2 separate regions of the Homo sapiens genome follow, and region 2 is linked to region 1. A link is a loop called in an ENCODE intact Hi-C map of the cell type or tissue named here. Cell type or tissue: K562. All regions are shown on one strand. Each heading gives the region's core, and the rest is flanking DNA. Links, peaks and the distances in the headings are about the cores only.

What was found. Peaks named below come from ENCODE experiments on the same cell type or tissue, not always from the same donor. Only the 100,000 strongest peaks of a DNase experiment are listed, where the experiment ranks them.
Region 2: a loop joins it to region 1, with 6 times the contacts of the local background. A loop is called at or near these places in 11 of 110 quality-filtered maps.

Annotation. Positions count from the first base shown.
Region 1 is chr1:43,223,468-43,231,787 of GRCh38, forward strand. CFAP57 (cilia and flagella associated protein 57) reads left to right here. Exons shown (of 23, transcript NM_001378189.1): 17 at 579-737; 18 at 3,516-3,659. All of the region lies in intron 1 of LOC105378685 (a long non-coding RNA gene), which reads right to left. Among named protein-coding and RNA genes, the nearest start is that of TMEM125, 42 kb to the right of the region's middle. In K562, for the core only: CTCF peaks have their summits at 1,846 (motif pointing right) and 3,974 (motif pointing right); DNase peaks (open chromatin) are centred at 1,874 and 3,954; H3K27me3 peaks cover 4,190 bases.
Region 2 is chr1:42,909,131-42,917,472 of GRCh38, forward strand. No RefSeq gene overlaps it. Among named protein-coding and RNA genes, the nearest start is that of SLC2A1, 46 kb to the right of the region's middle. In K562, for the core only: a CTCF peak has its summit at 4,414; a DNase peak (open chromatin) is centred at 4,431.

The DNA.
Region 1 (8,320 bases), core at 258-8,257:
TAGTTTACAAAGTGGGGAAGATGTTTTTAGTTCACTCACCATCAGGGGTGAGGGAGGATTCAACTCAGTTTCCCCAAAACATTTAGCCCTGGAAAAGCTAAGTTCAAAGCAAGCTGAAGTTTCTTCCTATTAGAAAGCACACTAGTAAATCCAGGGAACAATCAGTCTTCCCTTCTTGGTCATGGCTAAGATGGCTCATCAGTTAGGGCCCACTTTCTGTGACCTTGATGCAGTGTGGATCCCAGCTTTTCAAGATCAGTGTGGTCATAGAAGTCTCTGGTCCACTTGGTGTACCGGTCTCTGGAACCTCTTGTGAAGACAGTCAGTCCTCTCATATGGAGAATGGGCCTGGATGTTATGGGACAGAATACTACATCATCCATTTGGCCTGGGAAATTCCTGAACCGTCCCAAATGCTCCAGATATTCACTCCTAAAATCCCAGAAATGTTGAATGCTAAGTGTTTTCAGTCCACAGAAGGTGGCCAGTGGTGGGGAGCCCCTTACACTGAGACAGTGGGAGGGATGGAGATGAGTTCTGACTTTAGTGGTCTTTGTTGTTGCTGTTCGCTTTTCTAGTTCAGCAGCCTACAGAAGGAGATTGAAGAACGAACCAATGACATCGAGACCCTAAAAGGAGAGCAGATGAAGCTGCAAGGAGTCATTAAGTCTCTGGAGAAGGACATCCAAGGCCTCAAGCGAGAGATCCAGGAAAGAGACGAGACTATTCAAGACAAGGTGCAGCTCTCCTTCTGTCCTCCCTCAGCTACGGCCAGATGGGCCAAGGCGAGGAAGGCAAAGCTCAGGGGAGAGAGGGTCCCTAGCTTCTCAGGACGCATTTCTTTAACTTGATGGGGGAACCAGCCGTCAGTGAAGTGCCTGTTGTGTGCTTGGCACTGGGCTAATCGCTGTCAACACATCACTTTCAGCTCTGCCAACAACCCAGGGGGCCTGAGAACCCAGTGTTATGGTTCGGGAAGCTGAACTCCAAGAGGCTGGGTATCTTGCCCAGGGTCACACACTTCAATAGGTGACAGGCTGCAATAAGAACCGAGTCAGCTGACTCCACTGCTCCAGGCATCCTTGGAGGCGCTTCCCCATGGGCTGGGGACAGCTCACTTGCCGCACTGACCACATGGTCCCCCTGTCGCAGAGGGACTCTCCTGGGATTGACCCTGTCCAGGAGGCTGCCTCCACTTTTGGGATGCCTTTCTTACAAAACACTCAGACGTCAGAGACATCACATTCTGTGGGGCAGATACCTCAATACCCAGTATGTAGTATCATCCTCCTGAGCACATCCAGATTCCGTGCCCTCCTCTCCATCTCCCCTGCCACTACGGCCCAAGGCAGGTGGAATTCTCCAAGGGCCAAGGACGTGGGCTTCAGTGTTAGGGAACTAGGTCTGGCACAGGTTCCATTTATTGACCATTGCACCTCGAGCAACTTCTCTAAGCCTTCATTTTCTCACCTATAAAATGGGGATGATAACCACCTCAAGGGGTCTTGTAAGGATCACATAGGATCATGGGATCATGCCTGGATGTCATTTCTGCATGTGAGTGTCGGTGTACATATCCAGGGTTTTGTTTGTTTGTTTGTTTGTTTGTTTGTTTGTTTGTTTTTAGGGAAGATCCAAAGCTCTGTTCAGATTCTCAAAGGGGGCTTTGACAAGAAAGAGACAAAGGCCTCCTCACCTAGAAAGTGGCAACAGCCTCCTAAGCAGTCTAATGGCCTCACTTCCCATCTCCCACCACCATGGACTGGCAGGGTACAGGTGCAATGCTGCCACTCTCCTGCTCAAAGCCCTCACAGCTCCCCATTGCTACAGCAGGGGTCAGCACGCTCTTTCTGTAAAGACCTAGGTAGTAAATATTTTTGGCTTTGGAGGCCATGTGGTCTGTCTCAACGAATCAACACCGCTGCTGTAGTGTGAAACCACCCATAAACAAAACATTAGTCAATTAACTTGGCTGTGTTCCAATAAAGTTTTACAGAAATAGACAGCAGGCCCAATGTGGCCCACAGGCTGGAGTTTGCCAACCCCTGGCCTAGGAGATAAATTCTGAACTCTTTCCCCCAACATGAAGACCCTCACCTCCCTCCTCTATTTCCCCAGCCTCACCTCTCACTTCCCCCATGAACCACCGCTTGGCTCTCAAGCCAGTCATTCTCAGCACCCTCAATATATACTTTGCCTTCTGTGCTTTACAACATTTATCACATTTTAGGCTTAGATTTGCTTCTGTGTCTTCTTTCCCAACTAGTGTTTTCTTTTAAGGGCAAGGGACTGTGTTGTATTTATATTTGGAAACCCAATACTTGACAAAAGATCTTCATTCAGTAAATGTTTGATGGATGGATATACTTATGTTCTGATTACTATCACCGTGCAACAAATTAACCTTAAAACTTACTGATTGAGGCCAGGTGTGGTGGCTCACGCCTGTAATCCCAGCACTTTGGGAGGCAGAGGCAGGTGGATCACTTGAGGTCAGGAGTTCGAGACCAGCCTGGCCAACATGGTGAAACCCCATCTCTACCAAAAATATAAAAATTAGCCAGGAGTGGTGGCACATGCCTGTAATCCAAGCTACTCTGGAGGCTGAGGCAGGAGAATCGCTTGAACTTGAGAAGCAGAGGTTGCAGTGAGCCAAGATCGTGCCACTGCGCTCTAGCCTGGGTGACAAAGTGAGACCCATCTCAAAAAGAAAAACTAAGTGATTGAAAGCAACTATTTTATTCTGCTTACAGGTGCTACAGATCTGGAATCTGGACAGGGTACAAAAGGATGGCTTATCTCTGTCCCCGATGTCTGGGGCCTCAGCTGGGAATACTGGGGGTGACTCAAAACAGCTGGAGGCTGGAAGATCAACATCCAATGTGGCTTCTTCAGTCACATGTCTGGCACCTTGGCAGGGGTGTCTGGGAGGCTAGGCTCAGCTGGGTCTTTTGATCAGAGCCCCTAATGTGCCCACCAGCCTGGATGTCTCAGTGTAGTTGGACTTCTTACATAGCAGATGCCCTCCCCCAATGCAGGTGTCCCAAGAGAGCCAGATAAAAGCTGCTTGGCCTTTTTTGGCCTAGCCTTGGAAGCCACACAGTCTCCCTTCTGCTGCATTATTTGGGTTACGAACAAGTCACAAGTCAAGGCAAATGCAAGGGAAGGGGATTCGCTTCCACCTCCTGATGGAGAAGCAGCAAGGTCACGCTGTAGAACAGCTGGAGTGTGGGGCGGGAGATGCTGTGGGGGCCATCGTTGGAAAATACCGCTGTTCACAACCTAATATGAATGAGTGAGTGAATGCATGAGAGTCCTTGTACAGAGGCTGAGGGGTCTGTGCTGTAGCCCCATGGGGGGAGTGCCAGCCTCTGTACTGACGAAGGGAGGAGAGGAGTCTCCTGGTTGACCTCTTCAACCAGGAGAGTCACAGGCTTCGTGCTCTTTTGCCCTAAAGGGCTGCAGTATACCAGGGCCTTACAATATCTCTCACTTCTCTCTCATCTCACCCCCAGGAGAAGCGAATTTATGATCTGAAAAAGAAAAATCAAGAACTAGGGAAATTCAAGTTTGTGCTTGACTACAAAATAAAGGAGCTGAAGAAGCAAATAGAACCTCGAGAGAATGAGATCAGGGTGATGAAGGAACAGATTCAGGAGGTAAGAAGCCATTTGCAACACTCTGGCCTCTCAGACCCTCTGTCTCTTCTTCCACAATTGGCTAGCTGGCCTCAGGGACTGAGGAGAAGCTCTTCTCACAGTCCTCTCTGCTCCCAAGGTGTGTGCAGCCTCCAGTCCACAGGGGTGCAACAGGGAAGGCCGTGGCCCCGCTGCAGGCTCAGCTGACCGAAAGCAAATCGCTTGGGAGTTAACTTGCCACGGGACCTGGAGATGGGCTTTGGCCCTACCCGTGCCTCAGTGTGCGGTGTACTGTGCCCTCCTAAGGGAGATGCAGCTATTGGGCATTTGGCCACCAGAGGGCAGTGTGTACTCAGCCAACAGGCTATCCTTCTAGTTCAGCATTTTTTTCTCAAACTGGAAATGTTGGTTGAGACCCCAGGTGAGGCCATGGTGTTTGGACTTCATCTGATAAGGAATGAGAAGTCATCAGAGGCTCTTGAGCAGAAGAGTGGCATAATTAAGAATATGTTCTGGGAAGCAAACAGGATGAAGGTAGAGAGGCGAGATTAGAAGCAGGATCAACTGGACAAGGGTTTCTGAGAATCCTGTGAGGTCCCCCATGCCCCCCACCACACGCCACCTTTCCCTGCAACGTGTGTTGCCCCATCAGCCTCCCCTGCTGGGCTGACAGTGGCGTCCATGTTGATCTAAAACCGAATTCTTGATTTTTCTCTCCCCCTTCCTCCAGTTTTCCCTCTCTCAGTTAGTGGTCTATGATCCACCCAGTTACTTAATGCAGAAATGCAGAAGTCTTTCTTGATTCTTCACTTCTCTTAACTCCTTATCCAAATCATCACCAACATCTGTCTGATCAATTTCCAAAACATATCTCACATCAAACCCTCCTTTCCCGCTGCTGCTATCACCCTGGTACAAGCAGCCACCATCTCTTATCTGGACTGGACTCCAGCCTCCAGTCTGGTCTCCACATAGAGGCCTGAGTGAACTCCCCAGTGGGGTCCCATCCCACCTACAGTAAAATCCAAAGTCCCAGTCAGGCCCACAAGGTCCTGCGTGATCCAGCCTCTCCCTGCCTCTCCAGCCTCCTCTCACAGCTCCCCCTCCCTGCTCCAGCCCACTGACTTTCTGACAGTTCCTGTAAGTCACGCTTTTCCATCTCAGGACCTCTGCAGTGCTGCTGCCTCTGCCTGGAAGGCTCTTCCCCCAGATCGCCACATGGCTGGCTTCTTTGCATCTTTCAGGTCTCAGCCTATATGCCTTCCCTGACCGCCCTAGACAAAATAGGCTTCTGCTCCCTCCTCCATCTTCTCTAATTGTTTGTGCTGAGCCGGGATAACAGATACAAGGGTGTCAGACAGCACTGATGACCCAACTAGAAGTGCCAGAGCCATGGGGGTGCCAGTCTGCCCGGTGACGCCTGTACTCTGGTAAGCCCAGTAAAGAGCCAGGTGGAGATCAGTCCAGGGCCAGGGGGCCCAGAGAGGGTATGTCCTTGTGACAATGACTTTTTCCCTGGCTTCTGGGATGAGAAAGGATGCCCCCAGCTGACCACAGACCTGCCTCCGCTGGGCCTCCTACCATTCTTGAGTGCTTTCAGGGCCCCAAAATGGCAGCTGTCGTCCTTTCGGGGTGCTATAACAAAATACTTTAGAAGGGATAATTTATGGCCAACAGAAATGTATTGCTGAAAGTACTGGAAGCTGGAAAGTCTAAGACCAAGGCTCCAGCAGATTTGGTGTCCAGGCCTGTTCCTCATAGATGGCACCTGCTATGTGTCCTCATGTGATGGGAGGGCAAAAGGGGGCAAACAAGCTCCCTCCAGCCTCTCGTACAAGGGCACAAATCCCATTTGTGAGGGCTCTGCCCTCGTGACCTGATCACCTCCCAAAGACCTGACCTCCTAATCCCATCACTTTGGGGGTTAGGTTTCACCATTGGAATTTGGGGTGGAGGGCACCAACGTTCATCAGACCATAGCAGCCTGAGAAGATGAGAGGAAGAGCAGAGGCCCCACCCACCTGGAGGGCCAGCACACCACAGGCCCCTGGAAATCACTGCCCCCTTTCTCCTTCCTCATTTGACACATTTGTCAGCTGCATTTCAGGTCGGGTCCGTTGTTTGCTAATGGTCAGCTTACTTTCCCCACCAGCACACCTGGGGGGACCATTCATCTTCTCTGGCAGTAACAGGGGCCAACCGTGGCCTTGATGCTCAGCAGGGAATACACTTGCACCTTGGGAGTGATTCCAGCAGGATCCCTCCTACCTCCTTTCGCTGGTGCCAGTTGCTGTCAGGACTGATACCTGGGCCTGGGTGCTTCTGGGAGCCTCTGACCTTGGGGCTTCCCTCTGGGGGTCATAGACACCTTTGGTTCATGCACTGTGGATCTCCTGTAAAGGTCTTTTTCTCCCAGGAAGGAAGCCTCAAGCCCTTGGCTCATTTGTAGAGCTGCAACTTCTAATAACACTTCCTGATTCAGGTACCCGCCCTCACATACTCTTTTTCCAACTTGGCTCTGATGATCCAAGGGTCCCTTTGCCCTGCCTAGGGGAGAGGTTTCCCGAGGCTTGTCGTTTTAGTTTACACTCATTTACTAGGGCAGGGTTTCTCAAGCTCAGCACTACTACTATTTTGAGGTAGGTAATTCTCTGTCATGGAGGGTCTGTCCTGTATATTGTAGGATGTTTAGCAGCGTCCCTGGTCCCTACCTGCTAGATCCCAAAAACACCCCCTATCCAGGATGTTAAAACTAAAAAATGCCTTCAGACCTTGCCAGAGGTCCCCTGGGGGGTGCAAAATGCTTTCTACCCTCCTGCCTGAGCCCCATTGAGAATCTCTGAGTGTGATGAAAAACACATGGAAAAGTAGATGGATTTTCCACACTGGGAAAAGATGCTTGTTTCCACATAAGGGGCTAGGCTTCTGGCTGTCCAGCCAGCTACTCAAATTTGACCTATTTCCCAATTTTTCTATAAACAGATTATTTTTATTCTCAGAGTAGTATGAGTCTTTGCCTGGGGGAAAAAATGAACAGAAGTAAACAATATACTCCTGTATGCCCTCTCTGCTAACCTCATCTGTCACTGCTGGCCTGAGATTTAGAGAATGAGGCACTCAGACATGATCTTCGGGAGCCCCGCAAACAGAAGCCCCCTTTCTCTCTTCCAGCTGCCATTGCCTTGGCCTAGGACGCTATCATCTGCCTCCTCAGCCAAACTGGCAGCCTCCTGACTGGTCTGCCTGGCCCCCGTCTTGCTCTTTTCAGCAGAACCTCTGCATCAGGCCCTCTAAGATGCAAATTACATCATTCCACTCCTGGTCTAAGCCTTCAGTGGCTCTCTGAGCTTTCAGGATAAAGGCAAACTTCTCACCATTTGAGCCTCTGCCCTTGGATCCTGCATGACCTAGCTCAGCCAGCCTCTTCTCCCTCCCCTCTCCCCCCTCTTCAAATCCCTGCTCCTGCAGCCACCCTAAGCCACTTGCAGCCTGCAGAGATGCGCCAGGCTGCCCATGCCTCTGGTCCTCTCTGTGTGCAGGCTGTTCTGTCTGCCTGGAATTCTTTCCCCTTTTGTCCTCTAATACTTATTCTTCCTCCCAAATCCAGTGGACGCATCCCATCTTTTTGGGTGCTGCCTGCTCACCTCCTCTGTGTACACACAGTGCTTTCTGCCTTAACTGCAGTGTTTATCCTACTCCACCTGAATTTCTGATTTACTTCTTTCTTATCCTTGCAGACCTGAGGCCTCTTGAAGGCAGAAACTACTTCTTAATCAGCCTTAGATCTCTAAGTCTACAACAAGCTGGGCGGCCCTTTCTAATGGGCACATTCTTTAGCTGTGCAAATACCCACACTCAATGTGTATCCCCTACAAGGTGGTTCTATATAACTCTGCCAACACTGCCTTCTTATCTTGTCATTCCTCTTCCAGAAGCAGGGTGTTTCAGGCTCTTTTCGTGTCCCTCACTATTGCTCTCCTTTGTCCACCACACTTGCCATTATTCGTTCATTCATCAAATATTTGAGTGCCACCTTTATGCCAGGCTTTGGGTCAGAGGGCTATTCTGTCTATACAAAATGCTTCCAGTAATGAGGAAAACCTTCTAAAAGCTGCCCTTTTGTGTCTAGAACATGGATGTGTTCATTAGGGCCTCCTGGCACCCCCCAGAAGGTTACCAAGAGCCTTGAAATTTGACCAAAGGGCCTGGGATAGACTAGAGGGGGAGGGTCTACTCTACCTAGCCGTGAAAAAATCCAGTGAATGATCCCATTCTCCCAAAACAGTCAGCAAACCTCCCTCTTATCAGAAATACTAGTGTCCACCAGATATAGTCCATAAGTCATTAGGAGTTAGGTCAATGAAAGCTCATGCACAGCTAGTCTCATCCTAATTGGACACTCCAGTTGTCATTCCCATGACTTTGGTTAATATAAATGCAAAAATGAATTTTTAAAAAATCTTTCAGCCCGGGCGCAGTGGCTCATGCCTGTAATCCCAGCACTTTGGGAAGGCGAGGTGGGCAGATCACTTGAGGTCAGGAGTTCAAGACCAGCCTGGACAACATGGTGAAACCCTGTCTCTCCTAAAAATACAAAAAAAAAAAAAAAAAAATTAGTTGGGCATGGTGGCAATTGCCTGTAATCCCAGCTACTCGGGAGGCTGAGGCTAGAAAATTGCTTA
Region 2 (8,342 bases), core at 120-8,119, 310 kb before region 1:
AATAGTTTCTGGTAGGCTTTATAGACAGGGGTGGCAAAAGGCATTTCCCAGATCAATAGATGCATACCAGGTACCAGAGGATGTGTTCATTTGTTCAAGCAATGAAACCACATCAAGTATAGCAGGTGCAGTTGGAGTCACCAGTTGGGTAAGCTTATGATAATCCACTCTAATTCTGTAAGATCATTTGTCTTCTGCACAGGCCAATTAGGAGAGTTGAATGAGATGTAGTGAGAATCACCACCCCTGTATCTGGTGTCACTAATCTCTGCAATGAAAGGAATGCAGTTATTGCTTCTGTTTTACTGTTTTCCTAGGTGGTGGCAGTTCTAGTGGCTTCTAGTGGCCTTTTCCATGGTAATATCCCTCATTTCATTGTCAGGGAACCAATGTGGAGGTTCTACTAACTGCTAAGTATATCTGTTCCTTATGCATCCTGAAACTGGGGAAATAACTACAGGATGGGTTTGGGGACCCACTGGGCCCCCTGAGAGATGGAACTGAACTAAAATTCCATTAATCACCTGGCCCCCATAATCCCCTACTCTGATTGGAGTGCCACAGTGACATTTTGAGTCTCCTGGAATCAAGGTCAGTTCAGAGTCAGTGTCCAGTAGTCTCTGAAAGGTCTGATGATTTTATTTTCCCCAATGCAGAGTTACTGTGATTAAAGACTATAGGTCCCTTTGAGGAAGGTTGAGGGAAAGATGAACAGCATAAATTTTTGGTAGTGCACCAAGATCCTTCCTCCAGGGGACCTGTATTTCCCTTAATTCAAGGGGTTCTGGATCTGTAAACTGGCTCAAGTCTGGGAATTCATTGAGGGATTGACTCTTTTTAAAAATGATTTGAGTTAGACTTATTGTTCACTTGACCTGGAACCTTTCTGCTTATGCAGATCATTTCTAGGAATACCATGATTAACTAGTCAACGCCATAAGTCTGCAGGAGTCAGGTTATTCCTATTGCTGCTTTGGCTCTGCTGTCCATTATAGTAACTATGCCCACCATACCTTTGACAGTTTAGTGCTGCTACTTGGCCCCTGCCACCACATAATCTAATTACTCTGACTACCTTCGTTTTCCAGTTCAGTGGCTGTGATTCCCACTGTAAGATCTGGCCTACAGAAGAGAGTGATCAAGGATGTTGGAGAACCCTTCATAAATTTCATTTATTTATTTATTTAAAGATGGAGTCTTGCTCTGTCACCCAAGCTGGAGTGCAGTGGCGTGATCTAGGCTCACTGCAACCTCTACCTCCTGGGTTCAAGTGATTCTTCTGCCTCAACCTCCTGAGTAGCTGGGATTACAGGTGTCCGCCACCACACCCAGCTAATTTTTTTGTGTATTTACTTTCAGTAGAGATGGGATTTCACCATGTTAGCCCAGCTGGTCTCAAACTCCTGACCTCAACTGATCTGCCCGCCTTGGTCTTCCAAAGTGCTGGGACTACACCCTCATAAATTTATTTCTGAAAGTATTGTGCAAGATATGACTTCTGGACTCTCTTTGTATGGGTTAGTAGGTCTTAAATGACAAATCCATTGTAACATTCAAATTTTCCCAAGCCTTTGAACCCCTTCCTCTACATTAAACCAGAGAGATCGGGCATTTCCAACTCGCTCATCATGGGCCACCTTTTGATCCATGTTTCAGCCAAAAAACAAATGATTAGAGCCCTAACTTCCCCAAGAGGCAACATTAAATGCAGAATCTCTGCTTAGTGGGTCCATATCAATAAATTAGGCCTGTAAAGAAGGAGCAGGATTGGAAAATAATAAATTAGGCCATCCAACTTTATGTTCCTTCTGCCATTATTATATACTTTTAATATCCATTCCCACACATTCCCTAAATTTATGCTTATATAAGAAGAAAACTCAAATAATTCTTTTGGAATATAACATATCTTCTCATGAGCCATAAATCACTTTAAGGGCCTGCTGGGACTTGAGTCTAGTTAGGGGTGTAGAAGAAAGAGGAGAGGTGGGGATGAGTCCTGAGAAGAATCAACATTATCTTGCTTAGCAACTGCTTTAGTGGAGGCCACTACCATCCCTCAGGCAATTTAGGATTAATCCCATTGGGCAGAGGTAGAAAAGCCAGTACCACTGCAGTGGGGGAGGTCATTTTTGTTGGGAGTAAGGAAGCCACTTTTGCTGGGGTTGGGGAAGCCACTTCTGTTGAGAGTAGGCAGGCAACTTTTTCTGGGGGTGGAAAGAACTCTTCCACTAGCAAAAGAGACTTATCAGGATTTAAGACTCAATGTCCTCAGCTTCATTAGGGTCTTCCCCTAAGTCCCCATCCTAATATATTGGATGGGACATTATTTCCCAATGAATACCCTCACTTCAACAGTAGGCAGGGTGTAAGGCTGCCTACTTACACCCTGTAGTAAGGCTGCGTGTTCAATTTGCATTGTAATTCAGCCAATTACAAGATGAAATCTTCTGTTTCATTTGCAGCAATTTCAGTACTGAGGTTTTAGGAGATAAGGCTCTCCCTCAGGGCACATGTAGAAGCTCTTAGATCATTTATTTGAAGCTCAAGCTGGTAATTTGAATCTCTGAGCTCATCCTCCTCTTTCACCATTTTGTTCAGTGACATTAGGAGCAACCAACCAATGGCATTATATTCCTTGGTTTTCCAAAAACGTTTGAAAGTATCATATACAGAGTTACTTAGGTTTTTACTTCTTATATTTGGTAAACTAGGAGCATCTAATGCATATCTTTATAAATAGTTCATGCAATAGACTACTATAGAGTCCTTAGCATCTTGAAATCTAAGATGATTGAAGAGCCAATTCCATAAGCCCCAAAACCAATTCAGCAAACTCATCCTTAAAATTCTGTTGCTCTAGAACCACTCTCAGTATCGAAATCTGCATTAGTCAGGGTTCTCGAAAAAACCAGAACCAATAAGATATTTATACAGATATTAAGGGCAGATATATTATAAGAATTGGTTCAAGTGATTGTAGAGGCCAAGAAGTCCGTCCCATGATATACTGCCTGCACACTGGAGAAACAGGAAATATGGTAGTGAAATTCAGTGTGAATTTGAAAGCCTGAGAAACAGGGGAGCCAATGATATAACTCCCAATCCAAGGCTGGGGGCCTGAGACCCAGGTGGCTGCTGCTCTGACTCCTGAAGTCTGAAGGCCTAAGAATCAGGAGCTCCAATGTCCAAAGGAAGGAAATGGATGTCCCAGCTAAAGAGAGAGAGAGAGAATTCCCCCCTCCTCTACCTTTTTATTCCATTCAGATGGGCCCTCAATGAGTTGGATAAGACCTGCTAACACTAGGGTGGGTGAATCATTTTTACTCAGTACGCTGACCCAAATGCTAATCTCTGGGAATACTCTAAAAACATACCCAGAAATAATGTTTTACTAGCCATTTGGGTCTTCCTTAACCCAGTCAAGTTGACACATAAAATTAACCATTATACCATTCAAAGCCTGCCAGACACATCCTCTGACCCAGGTGCCCAGCTTGGGGGTGGAAGAGATCCAGTATAGGAAGTAGGTATTTTGAGAGCACATTCAAGGCAGACTTAGGAAACAAAATCCCAAAGGCAGCCAAAAGAATACTAATTTGAATCCTCCAAAAAGGTTATCTTCAAACTGGGTATTCATACCTGTGGATGTCCAAAAAAATTTCCAAGGAATATGTGAACATATTTAGCTTTAAGGGAATCGATGTCCAAATCCCGATCTTTACTTTCTGCATGTACTCTTTTCAAAAACTAATCTTCCTGAGAGGAGTAACATCAGTAATACAGCATAATAGGACATCTCAGACCTTGTTCCTCCATAGACACTGACTTAATATATGGTCCAAAAAGCTTTTATGAGAATTCTAGAAACTAGTGCCTGAGGCAAGTTCAAAGTCAAGAACAGCTATATTAAAATGGGTAAGAAGAAACATTTTCATTTAACCTACAATAGCCCTTTCCCAAAGCCAGTACAGCTTGGTGCTTTCAGGAGTAAATGCCCAACTTGAAGCTTCTACCTTGAGAGTGAAACAGAAGAGTAGAATGTGCGTCCAACATTCAGGCTTTTCAGGGGGCTCCCTGAGGGACCGGTTTCTGTCTTGCCTGACACTGAGTGCTGATAAAGTTAAAAAAAAAATTATATATATATATATATATACACACACGTATATATATACATATATGTGTATATGTATATGTGTATATATACACATATATACACATATATACATATATACACATATATATACATATATACACATATATATACACATATATACACATACACACACACACACACACACACACATATATATATATACATACATACATACACATCCCCTGGGGACTGCTGAGAACAAGAGACATCAACAGCTTGTTGTAGACCCTGAGAACTTGCAGTACTGTAGACAGACACCAGAGAGAGCAAGAGACCACAAGCTTCTGAAAAGACACCAGCAAACCTCTCGAATTGGGAAATCACAGGCACAAGCCCAAGAATACGTATCTCCAGAAAAGGTTTGAGAGACCACTCCCCCAAACTGTTAGTTGAGCTGAATGTTTAAGGTTTTCCCCTTTATGAAGCCAATCCATTAAAACTGGAAGACATGGTCATTTTTTCAAATCCACAAACTCTTGCAAAAAATAACAAGACATATGATGATAGTGGGAAACATGGTCCAGAGGACCAACTATGTATCAGAAATGGAACCCTAAAGAAACAGAGATCTATGAATTACCTGACAACGAATTCAAAATAATCATCTTAAAGAGGCTCAGTGGGCTACAAGAGAATCAGATACACAAATGAAACCAGGAAGTGACCCATAAAAACCAGAATACCAACAAAGACGCAGAGGCCGGGTGCAGTGGCTCAGGCCTGAAATTCCAGCACTCTGGGAGGCTGAGGCAGGAGGATTACATGAGCCCAGGTGTTTGAGACCAGCCTGGGCAATAGAGTGAGACCCTGTCTCTAAAAAGAAAAAAAAGAATCTGTTAAGAAAAAGACCAAATGGAAATTCTGGAGTTGAAAAAAACAATAACTGAATTGAACAATTCACTAGAAGGGATCATAACAGATCTAATTGAGCAGAAGAAACAATCAGGAAATTTGAGACAGGTTATTTGAAATTACTGAGTCAGGGGAAACAAAAGAAAAGATGAAGAAAAGTTAAGAAAGCCTAAGGGACTTATGGGATACAATATATGATCCAAAGAAGCCATCCCTGAGACACATAATAAACTGTCAAAAGTCAAAGAGAGACTCTGAAGGCAGCAAGAGTAAAGTGACTCATCAAGCACAAGGGAGCTCTTATAAAATTATCAGCAGATTTCTCAGCAGAAACCTTACAGGACAGAAGGGAGTGGGATGATATATTCAGAGCACTGAAAGAAAACCTGCCAAGCAAGAATAGTATTCAGGAAAACTGTCCTTCAGAAACGAAGGACAGAAATTTGGTTTCCGGTCCAGCATGTAAGGAGCTTAGAAGGTAACACTCCATCTAAACAGGTTAAAAGGCTGAGCAACAATAACAAAACCAAACAAAAGCTGAACAACTCTTCTTAGATTTGTTAGAGGAATGAGACCACTAGGCAGATTGCTGCCGCCAAAATTGGAGAGACAGGAAATACAGGCAGTCACAAGTTACTGGAAATGCAACAGATGAGCAGAAGCCTCTACAGGAGGTTTGAAAACAGGAATAGGAAAACCTAAACTGTAACTGCCCCAATTTTTGGAGAAACAGTGTGGACAACTCAGAGAGTTAAAAATTCCACCAGGGGCCAGGCATGGTGGCTCACACCTGTAATCCCAACACTTTGGGAGGCTGAGGTGGGAGGATTGCTTGAGCTCAACAGTTTAAGACCAGGCTAGGCAACATGGCAAGACCCCGTCTCTTTAAAAACTTTAAAAATTAGCTGGGTTTGGTAGTGCACTCCACTAGTCGCAGCTCCTCAGGAGGCTAAGGCAGGAGAATCGCTTGAGCCCAAAGGGGTTGAGGCTGCAGTGAGCCATGAGCATGTCACTGCACTCCAGTCTGGGTGACAGAGCAAGACCCTGTCTCAAAAGAAAAAAAACATTCCAGGGGTACTGAGTTATGGAGATGCCCCAACACTTTTGTGATTTTTACCTCTCAGAGCTCTACCAGATCCTCACAGTAAATCTCAGAGAAAAATCCCTTCATGCTTCTAGCAGAGGGAGGGGAAATAAACCATTTTGCAGTATGCCAAAGCATTCTGTTGTTTTTAAAAAGGTCTACCCTCAGGAGAAAGAATTTTGCCAGAGCCTAACCTACCCCAGGGAAGGGAAATACCCAACTCCAGCAGTCTGCAGCCTCCCACCTGGGGGAAAGGAAATACCAACTCCAGCTTCCTCTAAGCTTCCCTGTAGGAGAAGGGAGATACCCAACTTCAGTCTCCTCTAGTGGTTTTGCCCCCACCTAAGGGGAAAAAACAAAAGCTGAGAAGCACTGGTGAAGTTCACAGCCTAGACCCAAAGCCTCACCAAAAAACTGAGACCTAATAATAGAACTGTAGAACACTTCTCCCTCCTGCAACACCGCACTTCTACATTACTAAAGATCTATATCTTTTTTTTTCCCCCAAGACGGAGTCTCACTCTGTCGCCCAAGCTGGTGTGCAGTGGCTCAATTATAGCTCACTGTAGCCTCAAATTCCTAGGCTCAAGTGCTCCTTCTGCCTGAGCCTCCCAAATAGCTGGGACTACAGACATGCTTAGTTAAGGTTTTGTTGTTGTTTGTTTGTTTAGAGATAGGTCTCACTCTGTTCCCCAGGCTCTAAAGGCCTATTTACCACAGTTCCATTTACCCAGTACAAAACTGCTCATTTTTTTCCAACAAAAAAATTAGAAGGCACATTAAAAGAAAAAAAACCACAGCTTGAACAAATAGTGCAACCATCAGAAGCAGACACAGACATAGCAGGGATGTTGGAATTCCCCTAATCGGAATTTAAAACTACTATTGTGTCTGAAATTGGTGGGCTCTTGGTCTCACTGACTTCAAGAATGAAGCTGCGAACCCTCGCGGTGACTGTTAACAGTTCTCAAATGTTGTGTGTCCAGAGTTGATTTCTTCTGATGTTCAGACGTGTTCAGAGTTTCCTCCTTCTGGTGGGTTTGTGGTCTTGCTGGCTTCAGGAGTGAAGCTGCAGACCTTCACGGTGCTACAGCTCATAAAGGCAATGGGGACCAAAACAGTGGGCAGCACCAAAATTTATTGCAAAGAGCAAACGAACAAACCCTCCACACCACAGAAGAGCAGCCAAGCACATTGCCACTGCTAGCTCCGGCAGCCTGCTTTTATTCCCTTATCTGACCCCACCCACATCCTGCTGATTGGCCCATTTTACAGAGAGCTGATTGGTCCATTTTACAGAGAGCTGATTGGTCTGTTTTACAGAGAGCTGATTGGTCCATTTTGACAGGGAGCTGATTGGTGCATTTACAATCCCTGAGCTAGACACAGAGTGCTGATTGGTGTATTTACAATTCTCTAGCTAGAGGTAAAAATTCTCCAAAACCCCACCAGATGAACTAGACACAGAGCACTGATTGGTGCATTTACAAACCTTGAGCTAGACACAGAGTGCTGATTGGTGTATTTACAATCCTTCAGCTAGACATACAGTTTCTCAAAGTCCCCACCAGATTAGCTAGATACAGAGTGCTGATTGGTGCATCCACGAGCCCTGAACTTGAGACAGAGTGCTGACTGGTGCATATACAATCCTCTGGCTAGACATAAAAGTTCTCCAAGTCCCCATCCAACTCAGGAGCACAGCTGGCTTCGCGGAGTGGATCCCGCTCCAGGGCTGGGTGCGGAGATGCCTGCCAGTCCCGTGCCATGCACCTGCATGCCTCAGTCCTTGCACAGTTGATGGGACTGGGCACTGCGGAGCAGGGGGCGGCACCCGTCGGGGAGGCTGGGGCTGCGTGGGAGCCCACCGCCACAGGGCTTGGGCATGGTGGGCTGCAGGTCCTGAACCCTGCCCTGCAGAGAGGCAGCTGAGGCCTGGTGAGAATTCGAGTGTGGCCCAGGCCGGCAGTGCTGGGGGACCCGGCGCCCCCTCCGCAGCTGCTGGCCCGGGTGCTAAGCCCCTCACTGCCCTAAGCCAGCGGCGCCAGCCGGCCACTCTGACTGCGGGGCTCAGAGCCCACACCCACCCGGAACTCACGCTGGCCCGCTAGTGCTGTGGGCAGCCCCAGTTCCCGCCCGCGACTCTCCATGCTCACCTCCCTGCAAGCAGAGGGAGCTGGCTCCAGCCTCGGCCAGCCCAGAGAGGGGCTCCCACGGTGCAGCGGCAGGCTGAAGAGCTCCTCAAGCATG